Linked DNA regions of Homo sapiens: region 2 is linked to region 1. The links are chromatin loops, found by intact Hi-C in ENCODE. Cell type or tissue: ovary. All regions are shown on one strand.

What was found. Hi-C counts contacts between places; a loop is a spot of excess contacts. Peaks named below come from ENCODE experiments on the same cell type or tissue, not always from the same donor. Only the 100,000 strongest peaks of a DNase experiment are listed, where the experiment ranks them.
Region 2: a loop joins it to region 1, with 2.8 times the contacts of the local background. A loop is called at or near these places in 106 of 110 quality-filtered maps.

What each region holds. Positions count from the first base shown.
Region 1 is chr16:55,698,347-55,706,346 of GRCh38, forward strand. SLC6A2 (solute carrier family 6 member 2) reads left to right here. Exons shown (of 15, transcript NM_001172501.3): 11 at 123-222; 12 at 1,208-1,308; 13 at 1,793-1,960; 14 at 3,517-3,588; 15 at 3,977-7,846. The coding sequence ends at 4,000. Among named protein-coding and RNA genes, the nearest start is that of SLC6A2, 46 kb to the left of the region's middle. In ovary, no CTCF peak of the experiment used is centred here; a DNase peak (open chromatin) is centred at 3,544.
Region 2 is chr16:55,838,263-55,846,262 of GRCh38, forward strand. CES5A (carboxylesterase 5A) reads right to left here. Exons shown (of 13, transcript NM_001143685.2): 13 at 7,892-8,000. Among named protein-coding and RNA genes, the nearest start is that of CES1, 9.2 kb to the left of the region's middle. In ovary, CTCF peaks have their summits at 4,773 (motif pointing left) and 4,972; no DNase peak of the experiment used is centred here.

The sequences.
Region 1 (8,000 bases):
TGGGTTTTCAAATAGAGCTCCGAGCAAGTGGGACAGGGGGCAGGTAAGAGTTGACAGACACAACAATCAGTTCCCACGTTTGACCAAAGAGGGCCTCTTGGCTTCTTCTCTCCCTGTGCCAGGGTGGAATTTACGTCTTGACCCTCCTGGACACCTTTGCTGCGGGCACCTCCATCCTTTTTGCTGTCCTCATGGAAGCCATCGGAGTTTCCTGGTTTTATGGTATGTGAGTGTGTGGAAAAGCCTCAGCTCCCAGTCCTCCTAGAATCCTGCACCTGGAGGTGTGCAGGGAGGCCTTCCATTTCCAGGACAGCCACCTAAAATTCCAGAGTCCAGCAAGTCACTTATTGGGAACAAATCTCAATCCTCGGCTCATCTTTGGATGAACCTGCCCTTAACAGGAGGCTGCAAAGGCCCCTGGGCATCAACTCCTAAAAGAGGAACCCTTAGGAAAATGCTGACCCCCAAGTCATATAATTCATCCTACCAGGGGGTTGTCAGATTTAGCAAACACAACACGGGTTGCCTAGTTAAACTTGAATTTCAGATAAATAACAAATAATTATTTAGTATAAGTATAGCTCAAATATTGCATCGGACATACTTACCCTAATTTTTTTCATTATTTATGTGAAATTCAAACTTAACTGGGTATCTTGTATTTTTTCTGGCAAACTTATTCTGGAACAGAACTGAGAGAATATTTTACAAACCCTTAAATGTGTTAATTGTTTGTTTTTCCCCACCAAGTGTCACACCAACATGTTAGTCCTGTTCTCACTCTGCTGCCACTCAGAAAGAGATTCAATGGAAGAGTCTGGGCTCTCCTATCAGATTGAAGTCAGGGAATGTGCTGTATGCATAGTTGTTGTTATTTTCAGAGCAAGAGTAACCAAGAGGAAAGAGCTGGGCTTTGGAGTCAGGCCAACTGGCTCTGGAATTTGGGGCAAATCCCCTCACCTCTTTGAGCCCAGGTTTCCCTCTGACAGGTGAATTGGGGTGACACATGAAAGGGGATACTGTCCTAGAGTTTGTCCTCTCCCTCATTCTGCATTACAAAGGGCCCATCCCCGAGTCTCCCTAGTTCCAGGGTATCAGCATCTTGCCTCACTGCCCTGCTCTCCACCTGGGGCCAGAACCTCATGGGAGGACCTGGCCCTGGCTATCATGGGGGCCATGGTAACAGGCCTGCCCTGTGTGTGCACAGGAGTGGACAGGTTCAGCAACGACATCCAGCAGATGATGGGGTTCAGGCCGGGTCTATACTGGAGACTGTGCTGGAAGTTCGTCAGTCCTGCCTTCCTCCTGGTGTGTAGTGTCTGCAGGGAAGTCCTGCATGTGGGGAGGGGGCTGTGTCCAGGATGGAGCTGGGTGAGGATATTTGCTTCTTAGGGGAGGAGGCTCTGGGATCCAGAGGCCCTGGTCATGCAGAGGGGTCACTTGGGATGCTTGGCCCTGTGGATAACGTGGTAGACATCCACCTTACTAGGGGGTTCTCCAGCTGGGGCCAGGTCCCCGGGGGCTGTTATGCCTTCTCCAAAGTCACCTTCTGTTCTTCCTCTTTTCTTGCTCCCTGTCATATCTGCCTCCTTTTGATTATCACTTGCTTCTTGAATTCTTTCTTATTTCTCCATCTCTTTCTCTTTTCCACTCCTTCCTTATTTCCTCCCTTTGCTGTGATGCTCACTTCTCTTCATTTCTCTCCCACCTTTCTTCCACCTCCTTCTCTCTTTCCTTTCTTGTCTCTCTTCTGTCCTGTCTTCCTTTCTCTCCCTTCTCTGCCCATCTCTAGTTCGTGGTTGTGGTCAGCATCATCAACTTCAAGCCACTCACCTACGACGACTACATCTTCCCGCCCTGGGCCAACTGGGTGGGGTGGGGCATCGCCCTGTCCTCCATGGTCCTGGTGCCCATCTACGTCATCTATAAGTTCCTCAGCACGCAGGGCTCTCTTTGGGAGGTGAGCTCTGGTCCTCCCCAGGGGAACAGGGTGGGAGGGGGCTGAGGGGGAAGACGGGACGACTCTCATTCCTGTTGGGGTGGGGGAAGGGACAGAAGGACACAGACACTAGGGTCAAACGGACCCACCTCATTGGCCAGGTTATTTTCCCCCATGAGCCTCAGTTTCCACATCTGTATATTGAGGATAATATTACGTACCCCAAAACAAAAAAGAAGTACTTAGCACAGTGTCTGGCGCACAGGAGGTGTTCAGTACATGTTACTTGGGGGTGAGCTCAGCCCTGGAGTTCACTAAGGATTGATTAGACAGACTGCCTGAACCCAGCTCACTGTGATGTCTCTGTCTAAGATTTGTCATTTCCCAAGATGTCCCAGCTCTCCCCATCCAAGCCCACTGTGATCTGCTCCTTCTGGTTTTCACCTGCCTCTTTCCAGAACCTAATAATCTGATCAGCCTAAACCAGAGATTTCTGAACTATTTCTTTCTATGCATTCTGCATATATGTCAATATTTATACATATGTATATATGTACATGTGTGTGTATATACATACATGTATATATACACACACACACACATTTATATAAATATTTAGGAAACTGCCCTTTATTCTGAAATTATGTCACTCCTATTTGATTAAAATATCCTTTCTTTCATAAACTAATAGTGATAATCTTTTCCTCATATCCTTACTTTACAAAACAAAGATGATTTCATTCCTTCATTCCTTTATCCACTCACTTGGAAGGTATTTATTGGGACGCAGATATATGCTGGGTAGTATTCGAGGCACTAGACAAAAATTCCTGCCCTTATGGAGTTCACATTCTAATCAAGGGCAGGTAAACAAAATGAGGATGGAAGGCATCCTTGGGAGCCACAAGGAAACTCAAGGAAGGGAGTAACAGACAGACAGTCCCCATCCTCATTCTTTGTGATACATTTCCTGTCTGTGAAATCCCTAAGTCTGGTTCCGGGTCACTGGGAGGATCAGTGTTCAGTGACCTCATTCTAGACATGGGAACTGGGACCTGAGCCTTCTATTCTTCACACTTTGGGAGTGGAGAGGCTTCCTGCTACCAGTGATCAATTGTTGGTTCAGAACACATGGCTTGAGACCCCACAAGTGCCTCCACTGCAGGAGGGCTTTCCTGATTCCCTGCAGGGCCAGAGGCTTCCTTCCACACTCTCCCTGCTGCACTTTCTCCATTCTGGGTCTAAGATGATGTGTGTGTTTGTTCATTGCCAGTCCCTTACATGGGCGGTAAGCTCCCCCAAAGTAGAGACTGTGTGGGTCTCCTTCAAGTCTGGATCCACAGGGCCTAGCCCCATGTCTGACCACAGTAGGCAGCTCAAGAAACAGTGTCTGGATGAGTGACTCAATGGACCAGCTCCACAAACAAAGCTGGAGGTGTCTTGTACAGACCCCAAATGCTATCCATGTGGGGCTGCAGGATCAAATAGCAGGTGGCCCTCATCTGGGGGTGCAGCCAGGCTGCCAGAAGGGTGTCCCTGGGCCAAGCTGAGGCCTCCTCCCCTTCTCTTCCTTTCAGAGACTGGCCTATGGCATCACGCCAGAGAACGAGCACCACCTGGTGGCTCAGAGGGACATCAGACAGTTCCAGGTGGGTGAAGCCTAGACCCCTGGGGTGGAGATTACAAGGGCGGGCCCTGGCTGTTCCCTGCTGTGCACTGCCCAAGGCTAGACATCACATCCAGAAAACCCAGAAACCCAGTGTGAGCTGCCTTTTCCCCTTGGAAACATCGGGATGGGGGACAGGGAGGCTCACCTTGAGCCCATGGCCTCAGGCTTGCCCTGTGACTTTGGGGAGGTTCTGCTGCCCTTTCTGGGCCTCTGTGACAATTAGGGAATCAACTTGCACGTTCCCTGAGGTCCGTGAAGGAAGGGGGTGTTTTTCTGCCTTCTCTCTACCTCCTGCTGCCCCCGCCAGCTGGCCCTTGCTCCTTTCTGTCCCCACCATGTCATCAAGTCCTCGCTGTCTTTCTCTGCAGTTGCAACACTGGCTGGCCATCTGAGCCTGCCTGGAGGAGAAGGAGGAACCCCCATGCCAATGTCCAGGTCACAGGCATCCGCTGCGCTCCCACCTCGGACACCATCTTGGGATTCCTCCCCTGGAAGTTGTCCTTTCTGATCCTCTCTTCTTTTCCCATTTACAAATGATTTCGTGACTGTAGTTTTTGTTCACCTTCTGTGCATCTGGCCTGGGGGCTGTTAGCTCAGAGGAGAGGAGCAAACAGGAAAATGACTTCTGTTCTGTCCCCGCTGTTTTGGGGGAAGTCTCTCCCACTTTGGGATCCTGCTGAAGCTAGGTTCATGAGGTCGGAAATCCCCACCACATTTGCCTAGACTTTGGGCACAGGAGTTCTTAGTCCACCAAATCAGAGAGAGGATGGGCTTTTGATCAGATACCCCTCCCAAAAAAAAAAAAAACTAAAACTAAAGCAAAAATCAAACAAAATCTGGCTGAGTTTAGTGGGGTGGTTGGGGAAGGTACATAGACCCTCCTCTTGCCCACCCTAGACAGCCCTCTCATGTCTGAACCTCAGCCTGGGAGTTAGATTTATTTGTCTCTAAAATGAAGTCAGTGGATAGATGCTTTGAGGGATTTTGAGTAGAAACATTCATAGTTAATTTTCACTCTGGCCAATCTGAGTTTGATGTGTGTGTTCTGGAACATTCCTCCAGCTTTTGGTGGTCAGATGGCCCAGAGATATGGGGGACAGGAGGAAGAGGGTAAATGAACCACAGTGAGCAGGTTCTAGGAGGTACCTGCATCAGACAAGCTGGTGGAGGCCACGTGGCAAGCCACATCTACTGAGGCCTCATGCTGCTCTTGCTCTGTAAGACACGGAGCCCAGAAACCCATCTGCACTTCCTGAGACCTGCCTGGGGAAACGGGGGCAGGGACCAAGTGAGGCCTCATGTGTGTCTTCACCGTGCTGTCCTCACAAGGCCAGGTGGGTGCCCAAAGGGAGCCTGACAGGCTGTTGTGTTAATTTATTGTTCTTGCACACCTGCACAGCCTCCCTCTGGGGATCCCACCTGGAGTGGACCAGGGGTCTTGAGAAATGGAGAGTTGGCTGCAAAAACTCTCATGCACTAGATGTGGCACCTTGGAGGGCAGGGTGAGACAAGCAGCCCAGAAATACTCTCTCAAGTGGAGGGGAGAATTTTGAGAGTGGATGGAACAGTTTGGTGGTTTCAGAGAATTTCTAGGTTTCTACTTGGATCTACTTCTGATACAAACTTGCACTTGGTGCCCTCTGGTGGTGTTTAGTTTTAGTTCCGTAAGAGAAATGATTCCTAGTTTGCTAAATTGGTGGCATCTTTGGGAGGGGTTTCTGTTTATGGTTAGAGTCTCTTACACCCTTGTTGGAGGGATTCTTATTCTGACTGTGGGAGCTCCTGTTGCGGGATCTTGGGAAAAAATAAAGAAGCCGCTGCATTCGCACGTCAAGAAGGTGCTTTGCCTCAAATTGGGGTGTTGTTGAGCCTGGTGGTTCCTGCATGAAGAGGATTATGAGGGGACCAGGGTGGGGCAGGGAGATGGTTTTGTCTCCCAGGGTCCTGAGGTTTCCTTGCTGGGTCGGGGTCCTCAGGTCATTCTATAGATAAAAGAGGGAAAATCAGGAGACTTTGAATCTTTCTGTATAAAAAGGTCAGCTGAATGCCTGAGACAGCCCAGGTGGCAGGTGTCTTGGAGCCCTGTGAACAGTGAGGCTTAAGAATGGAGAACAATCAGGTCGGGGTCTGGGCCCCATTAGTGACTTTATATCCTCCCATAAAAGGTAACTTCTTCCTAGGTGTTACCATTTTTCTTTTCGTTTTTTGTTTTTGTTTTTGTTTGTTTGTTTGTTTGTTTGTAATAAAGCACTTTAATGCACATTACCTGCCATCTGCCCAGTGAGGACTGCAGGGCTATAGCTTCTATCTCCCCATTTCCCAGGTGAGAGAACCAAGGCCCAGCATTTTAGTCACTCTTGCTCAAGGTTTTTTAGCAACTAACAGATCGAGTTGGGCCTTCAATTCACATCCACTGACTCTCAGCCCAGATTATTTTGAATATTCCCTGCACAATAGGGTTCACCCCACCCAGGACTGTCATTTTTAAAAAACTCATTCAAACCGCAAAGGAAAATTTCTTAGCAAAAGAACAATGTGTTGGAGGATGGGAAGGGGCGAGAGAATGCCATTTATTTTCCTCTAGCTGGTTTCCAGAGAGGAAATTATTTAGCTGCTCTCTTTTGATGAAAATAATCACTCTTTGGAATAGTTGGATGTGAAAAGCTGAGTCTACTTGGTTGAAATGAGAGCAAACAGTCAGCAAAGCCTTTTGCATTAGAGCAGGGTCGTGCTTCCGAGAGAGCCTGCCATTTCCTCTTTGCCATCTGCATGTGGCCCCTTCTGCCTCCAGACATTTGTCCCGGGGTGAATCGGAGATGTGGTGCTAGCTGAACCAACACCAAACCAACGCAGTGGTGCTGCCTTGCGGCGGAAGTTGGCTCCTGAATCTGGGATGGGAACCTGGCTCCAAGCCTGGGTCCCCTGGGAGGGTGGGGGTACCCAGAAAGCCCTTGGAAGTTCTCGGGGAGGTGCTTGGAGATCATTTGGGTTTACCTTTCCACCCACATTTAATGGAGAGAGAGTATGGGCTTTATGTTAAGTCATCTTTGACTTCCTTTTTGTAGCTTGTTTTTAATAGCAGAGGTCACCCGGGACAAGGGTGCTGTGTACTGTATATGACACTTGACGCTTTTGATATTTTTTCAGGTTTTTAAAGAATTATTATTTTTCATGAAATGTAAAATATCAGTTTGAGAACATCACATTTACGTCTACTCAATGTCTAGTTATTTAGCACCCACCTTTTAGCTTTCATTCTAGATGAAAACGAGACAAGGGAGAAGGAGAGCTACCAACTCTTGCCAGATATCCTGCTGAACAGAAATCCCTGAAGCTGCCTTAATTCTCAAAAGGAGTTACCGCTCAGCTGGGAGCCAGTTCCTGCTATATGATCTGTTTTCTAGCCTCGCTAATGTGAGACTGAAGCATTCTTACCAAAGAAATCATTTCCTAGTAAAGAAGCCCATTGAACTCACTTTATTTGTTTATTTCCTTCGAAAGCCACCGAAGAGAGAAAAACAGAGAAGGTGTGTAGTGTGGCGGAAAAAGCACAGCATATAGTTTTACAGACTTGGGTCTGCAGCTGACTAGCTGGGTGGCCTGGGGATAGTGGCTTCATCTTTTGGGGCTTCAAGATTCTTTGTCTTTAAAATCAGGGGTTATATCAGATCATCAAAGTTCCCATTCCATTAAAGAAAACCCTGCATGTATCCATAATGATGCTCTCCTGTTAAATTTACAATGAAGGAAACACATCACTTAACTGTAAGAATTTCCCAAAATGAACTGATGACCAGTGATCTCTCTATCAGAGAAATGTCAGATTTCTAGCCTCCAGAACTTTGATTTTTCTGGACATTCAATAGTTCCTCTTTCTCAGATATTTTTCAACTGATGCCAGAAACACTTGGTATTTGTTTTTAATCCAACCCTTTTGTTTTGAGGCTTTGGAGGGTAACACATTTTCATACCCTGTGAGTCCCAGGATCCACAGCTCTGCTGTGGTCTTAGAAGCCACTGAAACATTGGTGAATGTGAAGTCACTTTTGGGGTGCCTGCCCTCATCCCTCTGTCTCTCTGCTTCCGTGTAAATAAAGACTGTTTCAATTGTGTCCTCTCTGTGTCATGGACTGTTCCAATGTCATGCAGATTTCTGTGTCTGATATGGATTTTAAAAGTTGTTCTCTTTGTGGAATATAAGTGTACAGAATAATAAATAATGTTTCCTGGGCTGTGTATCTGGTAGCAGAGTTCTGAATGCTTTCTTCCATGAAGGTGGAATGCTACAAATTATGTAAGGGAGGTGGGTGTATCTATGATCAGCTTCCAACTAGTAAAGAAGAGCGTCTGGTCATAGTGACCCACCTTTTAATCAAATAACTCTTTTTATAA
Region 2 (8,000 bases), 140 kb after region 1:
CTCAGTCCTGATCTAAGCTATGGTGGCTTTGCCTTCCTTCACTCATGGTTTCTAAAGTTGCCATAGGTGTCAATTGCCTGTCACCTGGAAGAGGTAGGAGCAGAAGTGTGACCATGGAGCATTTGTATGGGCCAGGCCTGGCTGTGGCACTCTCCACTCCCACTCAGAGGACATTGGTGAGAACTTATTCACATGTTCAATCTAATTGCAACGAAGGCTGGAAAATGTAATCTGGCTGTGTACCAAGGAAGGTGGGACAGATTTTAACAGACTGCCAGCAATCCTTGTCACAGGTAATATCCATTAAACCATGGACTTGATAGTAAGGGTTTTTTCCCTAATACACAGCAAAATAAATAAACAGCCATTCTATAAGTGGTTTTTAGTTTGTGTGCCATCTAAAATGATCTTGCATAACTCCAGGAATAAGTATACCACACTCTGATAAACACGAAGTTTTTGCATTTCTTTGATTCAAATCACAAAAGCCTGATTATAAACCCAGATCCTATTCATTAGCTCTACTTTATTAAGCCTTCCTTTAGCCTGTTAAGAATAAAATGGGAAAAAAGATGATTCAGAAAGCAATGTAAAAATTTAGACACAGAAAAGTGAAGATTGAATTATAATCTGGAAAGAGCCCTGTAAAGTCAAACTATAGATTACATTATAAACATCCAGGTGAATAGAGTGGCCTCCATGGAGAGGCATGTTCTGTGTGTTTTCTTGCCCTGAGAACTATCAATATTCATATATGTTAATGCCCATAACTGTGATGACTCTTGATGGTAGCGGGTATTGAGAGATGGACAAAATTTGGGGAGGCAGAGAAGAAATTAGCATTGGAACAAGGCAGATTCAGGGGCTTCTTGGGGAGGCCAGTTGCAATGGAAGGGTGAATGGAGGACAGAGAGCTTCAATGCCAAGCCAAGGACAACAGACTTCATCCCTGGACAATGAAGAGACACTGAAAGGCTTTAATTCTGAGAATTGCACAATGAAGGGCGTTTCTGAAAGTAGAGCCTGGCAGAAGCAGCCAAGCCATCTGGAGGGACCAGTGGTTACTCTCAAGGGGAACCTCCTACACACTCTTCGGGAAGGTGGAAGATAAACTTCTCCTTTTCAAAGGTGCCTAAGTCCTAGCTTGTGAAAGCTTGGCTTTGGGGCTTACATAGGACTCAGCAAGCATAAATGACATAAGCTTCTCCAAAAAGCTGGACTGCACAAAGGTCTGACCAAATCTCAGGATCTACTGCTGTTGGCCCTGTGTTCTCACTTTAGAAGGTCATGCAAGGGACAAAATCTCTAGAATCCTTCGTGGGCTGGGTCACAGCTGAGATGGGAAGGTTGCAGTCCTCTGAAACTTCCCACATAGCTGTACTTCTATGGAGGCCAGGACCACATCGGGGTGGGTACAGTCCACAATCCCCCTCCATCCCACCAATCAGGTTCCAAGGGGTCTTCACATCCACAAAATACCATTTTCCCAGATGAATAGCACACACACCAAGACACGCAAATTCAAACCAGATACCCAAATGGCACTTATTGAATTTGCAAGGAGTTTTACCACAATTCTTTTGGCGGTAGTGCCTAGTGGCAACAATATAGAAAACAAGGAACTTTCACCACTGATGTGAGAGATCATTTAGTTCAAACTTCCTTGGGGGCAATTTGGCAAAATCTATCCTAACATTTCAAAAAGGCATCCCTTTTGCCCCAGCTATTTTTTATTAACCATGTTCTTTATTTTCTCCATTCTGACACTTTGACATGCAGGGCTTTGCTCCTAGAGGGACTGCTCCTCCCATGGTTAGCCAATTGCTAGAGATATAAGCCACTTGTCTCTTAGTGTGCCTTTCATACATAAACTCACCGATCCAGAGCCCACATCCCCAACCACCTCCTTCATGGGCTCTCCCACTGTGAACTAATAGCCTCGCACCCTAATCACCCCAGAGCTAGGTACCAGATGGAACAGCCCCAATGCTGCAGAGCCCCCTGAAATTGTTCAAACTAACCACTCCTAAACCTGCTCACCCTGCCTCACCTCTTCCTTCCCGGGGAAACCACAGGAACACCTTTTGCCACATCCCCATCACCACCACCTTCTGATGGACTCCAGCGTTGTCTGTGCAGCCTCCTGCTCCCATGGCATGGAGTGCCCCCTCGTCTTGTCTTGGGATCTGTGAGTAACAAGCTACTTATCCTTTCTTTCTTTCTTTTCTTTCTTTCTTTCTTCTCTTTTTTTTTTTTTTTTTTTTTTTTTGAGACAGAGTCTCGCTCTGTTGCCCAGCCTGGAGTGCAATGGCACAATCTTGGCTCACTGCAACCTCTGTCTCCCAGGTTCAAGTGATTCTCCTTCCTCAGGCTCCCGAGTAGCTGGGATTATAGGCACCCACCACCAGCTATTTTTTTTTTTTTTTGGTATTTTTAGTAGAGACAGGGTTTCACCATGTTGGTCAGGCTGGTCTCGAACTCCTGACCTCAGGTAATCCATCCACCTTGGCCTCCCAAAGTGCTGGGATTATAGATGTGGGCCAGCATGCCCAGCCCAAATTGCTTTTTCAATGGCTGACATCTGATTGGTGGGCCTGCCATACCTAAATAATGATAAAACCTTTATTTTAAAGCACTATTCTCTAGGAATAATTCTGAATGAGCCCAAAGATATATGTATCAGGTGGTCACCTCAGTGAAGTTGACAATGGTACAAAATAGGAAATCATTCGAATGGCTAACAATAGTAGACAGTTAAATAATTTATTGAGTATTATACTATGGGATGCAATGTAGCTGTCAGAAAGGTAGAAAAAATTGTTTTTAAATGTTTGTGTAAAGGAAAAACGGTTTACCACTTCCTGTGAAAGAAGAGGGATCCAAAATTTTTTATTTCCCCCCTCCAATTATCCTAAAAAAAAACAGTGAAATAAAGTTTTTAAAGCTACAAACCCACACTGACAAACTGTGAAAGAAGAAATGACAGCATTTTGGACACTGAGAGGCCAACAGAATGACGATAACTAGTTTTAGAACAGAAAAAGGAGACGTTAACTCCTGGAAAGAAAGACACCACCATGCACCTATGCAATCAGAATAGAGACAGAAAAGACTCTCTGGGTTTAGGGGTATTGGATGCCTGTAGAAGTTGGGGTGTAGGTAACCCCCATTTATGCCCATGGGGAGTGCACCTCTCCCCTTTGAGCTCCACCCCAAGGCCAAAGTTTCCTGGAGGCTCTTTGCCTCTGCCACTCCTAGAACTGGGCTGACCCCAGGAACTCCAACCACCTAATTACAACAGAATATCGGAAGGGCCTTGCCAGATGTCAACATAAGATGATTTCTGTCCAGAGATCTGAGTGTCAAAAGGAAGAAGTTTCCCAAAGCTCATGTAATGGCTGCAGTAATGATGACTCTTGATGAAGTCAATGCCTGGCCACCAAACAAGCTCTCATGATGGTGGACAAGTTTGTCCTTGCCTTCATATTACTAATTGGCCATCAACAGTCCATTTTTCCCATTGAATAACTTATTTTCAGAAATGTGCTTCTATAACTCAATTGTTGCATGCAGTGAAACTAATGGAGGACTTATATAGTGATAAATAACAATCAAAGTGTACCAATCCTTCTAAAAATACCGAAGGTATCAGCCAGAGTTCTGTTCTCTCATATGAAAAGTTCAGGAGGTGAATAGAGCTTGAAACACAATTACATAAATAAATGTAATAAATGAAATAAATAGATTAGATAGATAATAGATAGATCATAGATAATTGATAGATGATAGATAATAGGTAGGTAGGTAGATAGGTAGATAGACAGACAGACAGACAGACAGACAGACAGACAGACAGATAGATAGATAGATATTTTATGGCATTATCTTCCGATAAAGAGAGAAGTCTGTTTCCTAAAGGTCAAGGTAGAAAAGCTGTCCTCCAGGCACCCACAGTGTGCTCCAGCAACCTTGCCAACACCAGCCCTGCTGCCCGTGGGCTGGCCCCCTTGCCACCACTGCTCAGGGTCACACTTCCGCCATGCTGTGGCTGGCCATCCCCCTTCCTACCCATCCTTTAATTTCAGACTTGAGCTCCACCCCATTCATGGAGCACAGCGAGCTCTTTGCAATGAATTTCCTTGTATTTTGAGACAATCAAGCGGCAAGGTAGGTTTTTTTCTCCCCAGCCCTTCCCGTCCTTGGGAATAATGAGGCACACTCTCAATACGAACTTTTAGCAGAGCATACGGGGCAGGACTGAGTGGGATCTGTCCCTGCTGGGGGAAGGGAGGCTCATCTTGTAGATGCGCTACCTGGGGCAGCACCAGGTGGGGCAGCTACCCAGGTGCAGGGCCTGAGCCCGCTTCCCACCCTCCCCTGCAGCTCTGCCCTGGGGGAATCTGGACTGAGTTGGTCCAAGGAGAGGAAATCCCTTATGTCCCTCTGAGGTAGGCTCCTGGAGACTTAATGGGAAAGTCCAGGAGGTGGAAAAGGGAAAAACTGCTGGCTCCAACCTCTGTTCTGCTAGTGAGTTTAGTCTTTTCAGTCAGACTTTTCAGGGAGTGGATTCTGCCTTTTCCTCTTTCCAAATGTTACAGATGGAATGGATAACACTATATTGTATTGGCTTGTATATAATTTAACTATTTGGCATGGTCTTATTGTCAGTCCAAGTTCTGCGATGTCACACCACCAGCATCTCAGGAGCCTCAGAATAGAGGGAAGCGTTTTTCCTTTGTGATAATGCTGCCCTCTACTGGACATCAGGAAATTCACAGGTGAAGACCGACGTAGTTTGTCCCTAAAGTTTTGCTTTGATTTAATTTAATGGATAGGGTTCAAGATTGTTTAAAAAAAAGGGGAGAGTGGGGAGGGGGAGGCAGTGGGTCCTGGAAAAGTAAATTGTTTATTTTACAATAAGAAAGTGGTTAAATATTTTATTTTTTTTACAATGGTGGAAAATTAGAAGTGATTGTGAAAATGATGTGTACCTGTCTTGCTGGTGAGTAGGATGTGATTTGGCGCTTTAGGAAAGTGAATTTGTAGAACTCAAAAATATTGACTTATAAAGGGCATGGCCGTTGACCCAGTCCATCTTATGCAAATCTAGATGCCATAAATAATATTTAAAAGTAAAAATACTGGGGTGGAGGTTGCAGTGGGCAGAGATCGCGCCACTACACTCCAGCCTGGGTGAAAGAGTGAGACTCTGTCTCAAAACAAAACAAAAAAAAAGAAGTCATTCCCAATGTTGCTCATCAAATTATGACCATAAATATCCAGGATAAGACTAGTGGCTAAAGAAACTGTGACACGTCAACACCAGGCAGAAAATAAAGCAGATTTTTTTGTTGTTTTGGAGAGCCTCTAGGAACTTGAAAAATACATATGCCACACTCTTAAGACCCAGTGGTTCTTAATCGGGGTGTTCATTAAAATGCCAGAAAACTGAAAATACTTCTAGGTCCCATCCAAGGAGATTTTGCTTCCGATTGACTGGCTAGTGGCCTGGCCATTGGTATTTTAGAAAAACCCTCCAAGTGATTATTTTACTTACATTCCAGATAGAAAACTCTAAATTAAAGGGGAAAAAAACAGACACAAAGTGGCATTTAAATAAATGTCAACTTTAACTCCACAAAGCATCTGATTGCATGTGGACAGAAAGAGAAGGAAAGAGGGCCCTATATCTGGATAACTTAGAAATGTGCTCCCCCTAGCAAGATATCTACCAAAATTAGAAACACATTTGAGGATGCTGGCACTGCGAGCAATATATAAATGATGCGTGTAATGTCATTTAATATGATCGTATTTTTAAAAATGAGTTGAGTGGTGTTTTCTAGCTGTTAGTTTTTCCAAATATCAATATAGAAATTAGTCTTCTGCAGCTGCAGAGGCAATTCAGTTTCCAGCTTGCTTTCACGGCCTAGAGCCATAAAGTGGCCCAGAGCATCTCTGATCCACCCCTCCCACAACCACCTAATCCAGAGACAACCGAATGCTTTGGACCATCTGATGAGAGAGGTAGCTGCATGGCAGTAAGAGTCCTGCTCTGAAGTGACAAGAGCCTTAAGGCCTGGTTTTGACTTACTGCTAACTTGCTCACACTGCATACTTGCTGAGTGATCTTGGGTGAATCGTTTCACCTCTCTGAGGTTCACTATGAAATGAGAGGTCAAGGGTCCAAACTTAAACACCTTCAGAGGTTGGGTAATATCAGTGAGTAAAATAGACCAGGCACAGCACAAAGGGGTATGGTGTGGACTGTGGCACGTTGAGAACTTAGGCCTCTGCAAAGGGGGCAGCCACCTCTCAGTTCCTGCAGATTACTCTATCTTTGCTGAGGACAGTTGCACAGGTAGTGCACTGCAGAAGGGTAACACTTTAGAGAAGGTGTCATTTGCATCATAAATGCAGATATTTATCCATGGCAGTTTCATGGAAGATGTCTGTAGAAGGTTTTGAGGAAGGGGCACCTTGTAATTTGCATAAAAGGTTGTATGGACCGCCAGAAGTGCTGGTTATCATGTGGGAATGCAGCTCGGTAACAGTATCTTCTGGGTTTTCTTGTTATTGTTGTTTCCTGAAGAAGCTGGAAATATGGCATTTAATGTGAAATTTTCCTAATTTAAAATTTGCTGGCAACAAATTCCAAAACATGTTTAACGTTGTGTGGGCCAAACAAAACACTTCAGGGGGTCTGATTCGGGCACTGAGTTGGAGATCTCTCACCCAGATGAGTTACTGGCATCTCAGAAACCCTCCTATTGTATGCATCTTATGTAATCTTGAAGCAATCACGAAGAAAAACTAATTACCCTGGTGAATTATATGGATATAATATGGATTATGTGGCTATACAAAGTAAGAGTGCATCCTTTGAATGATGGTATTTAACATTCTCCCTACCCTGTGACTAACTTTGATTTGTCCTTTCTTAATGTAAATGCTATTTCTCCAGAGAGAGCCTCCTAAGACTTTAATCTCACTTAGGTTCCCTCCGTTACACTTTCTTGAAAACACCTTATTCTCCTGAGTAACACCTATCAAAGTTACAGTATGAGATATCCACTGGCGTGAATGTTTGCTTAATGTCTGTTTGCTCACTCTTTGGTAGCAGCCATGTTTTGTTCACTGCTATATCCCTAGTGGGGATACGCCTGGTATATATCAGACGCTCAGTGTCGATTTATTTTTTATGTTTTTATTATTATTATCTTATCTTATTTTTTTTTCTGAGAAGGATTCTCGCTCTGTCACCCAGTCTGGAGTACAATGGTGTGGCCTCTGCTGCCTGCAACCTCCACCTCCCGGGTTCAAGTGATTATCCCACCTCAGCCTCCCGAGTAGCTGGGACTACAGGCACACGCCACCAAGACCGGCTAATTTTTGTATTTTTTTAGTAGAGACGGGGTTTCACCATGTTGGCCAAGCTGGTCTTGAACTCCTGACCTTAAGTGATCCACCTGCCTCAGCCTCCCAAACTGCTGGGATTACAGCCATGAGCCACCCTGCCCAGCCAGTGTAGATTTATTGAATGACAGATTCATCTCGACCCCACCAGGGAAGCTTCATTTCTTCTTGGCATTGCTGATCCGACCCTTGATGCCTAGAATTTGACTTCTAGGTTTTTTATTCTGGATGATGGCAGCTTTCCATGGCTGAGGATACCCCGTCACCCACACATCTCTCTGAGCCAGAGAAGAGACCCAGCTCAAACCCATGACATCCAAGACATCCATACTTGGCTTGCGGCTGAAGCCCCAATGGGTTGGGGTTGGGGGACTTGCATTTTGGGTAACATACACAGACACCTTCTCTGATAGAAAGTGGGTGCTGGGGGCATGGGGAGTGTTATCAGCACAGAATTAAATTCTGCCCCCGTATACCTATTTTACATTCTGATTTTATTTCATATGAGTTACAAAACCATTATTATGACAACTAATAGGCCAGCCCTCTTCCAAATTTATTGAAGAAATCTTGTTGCCTTCCAA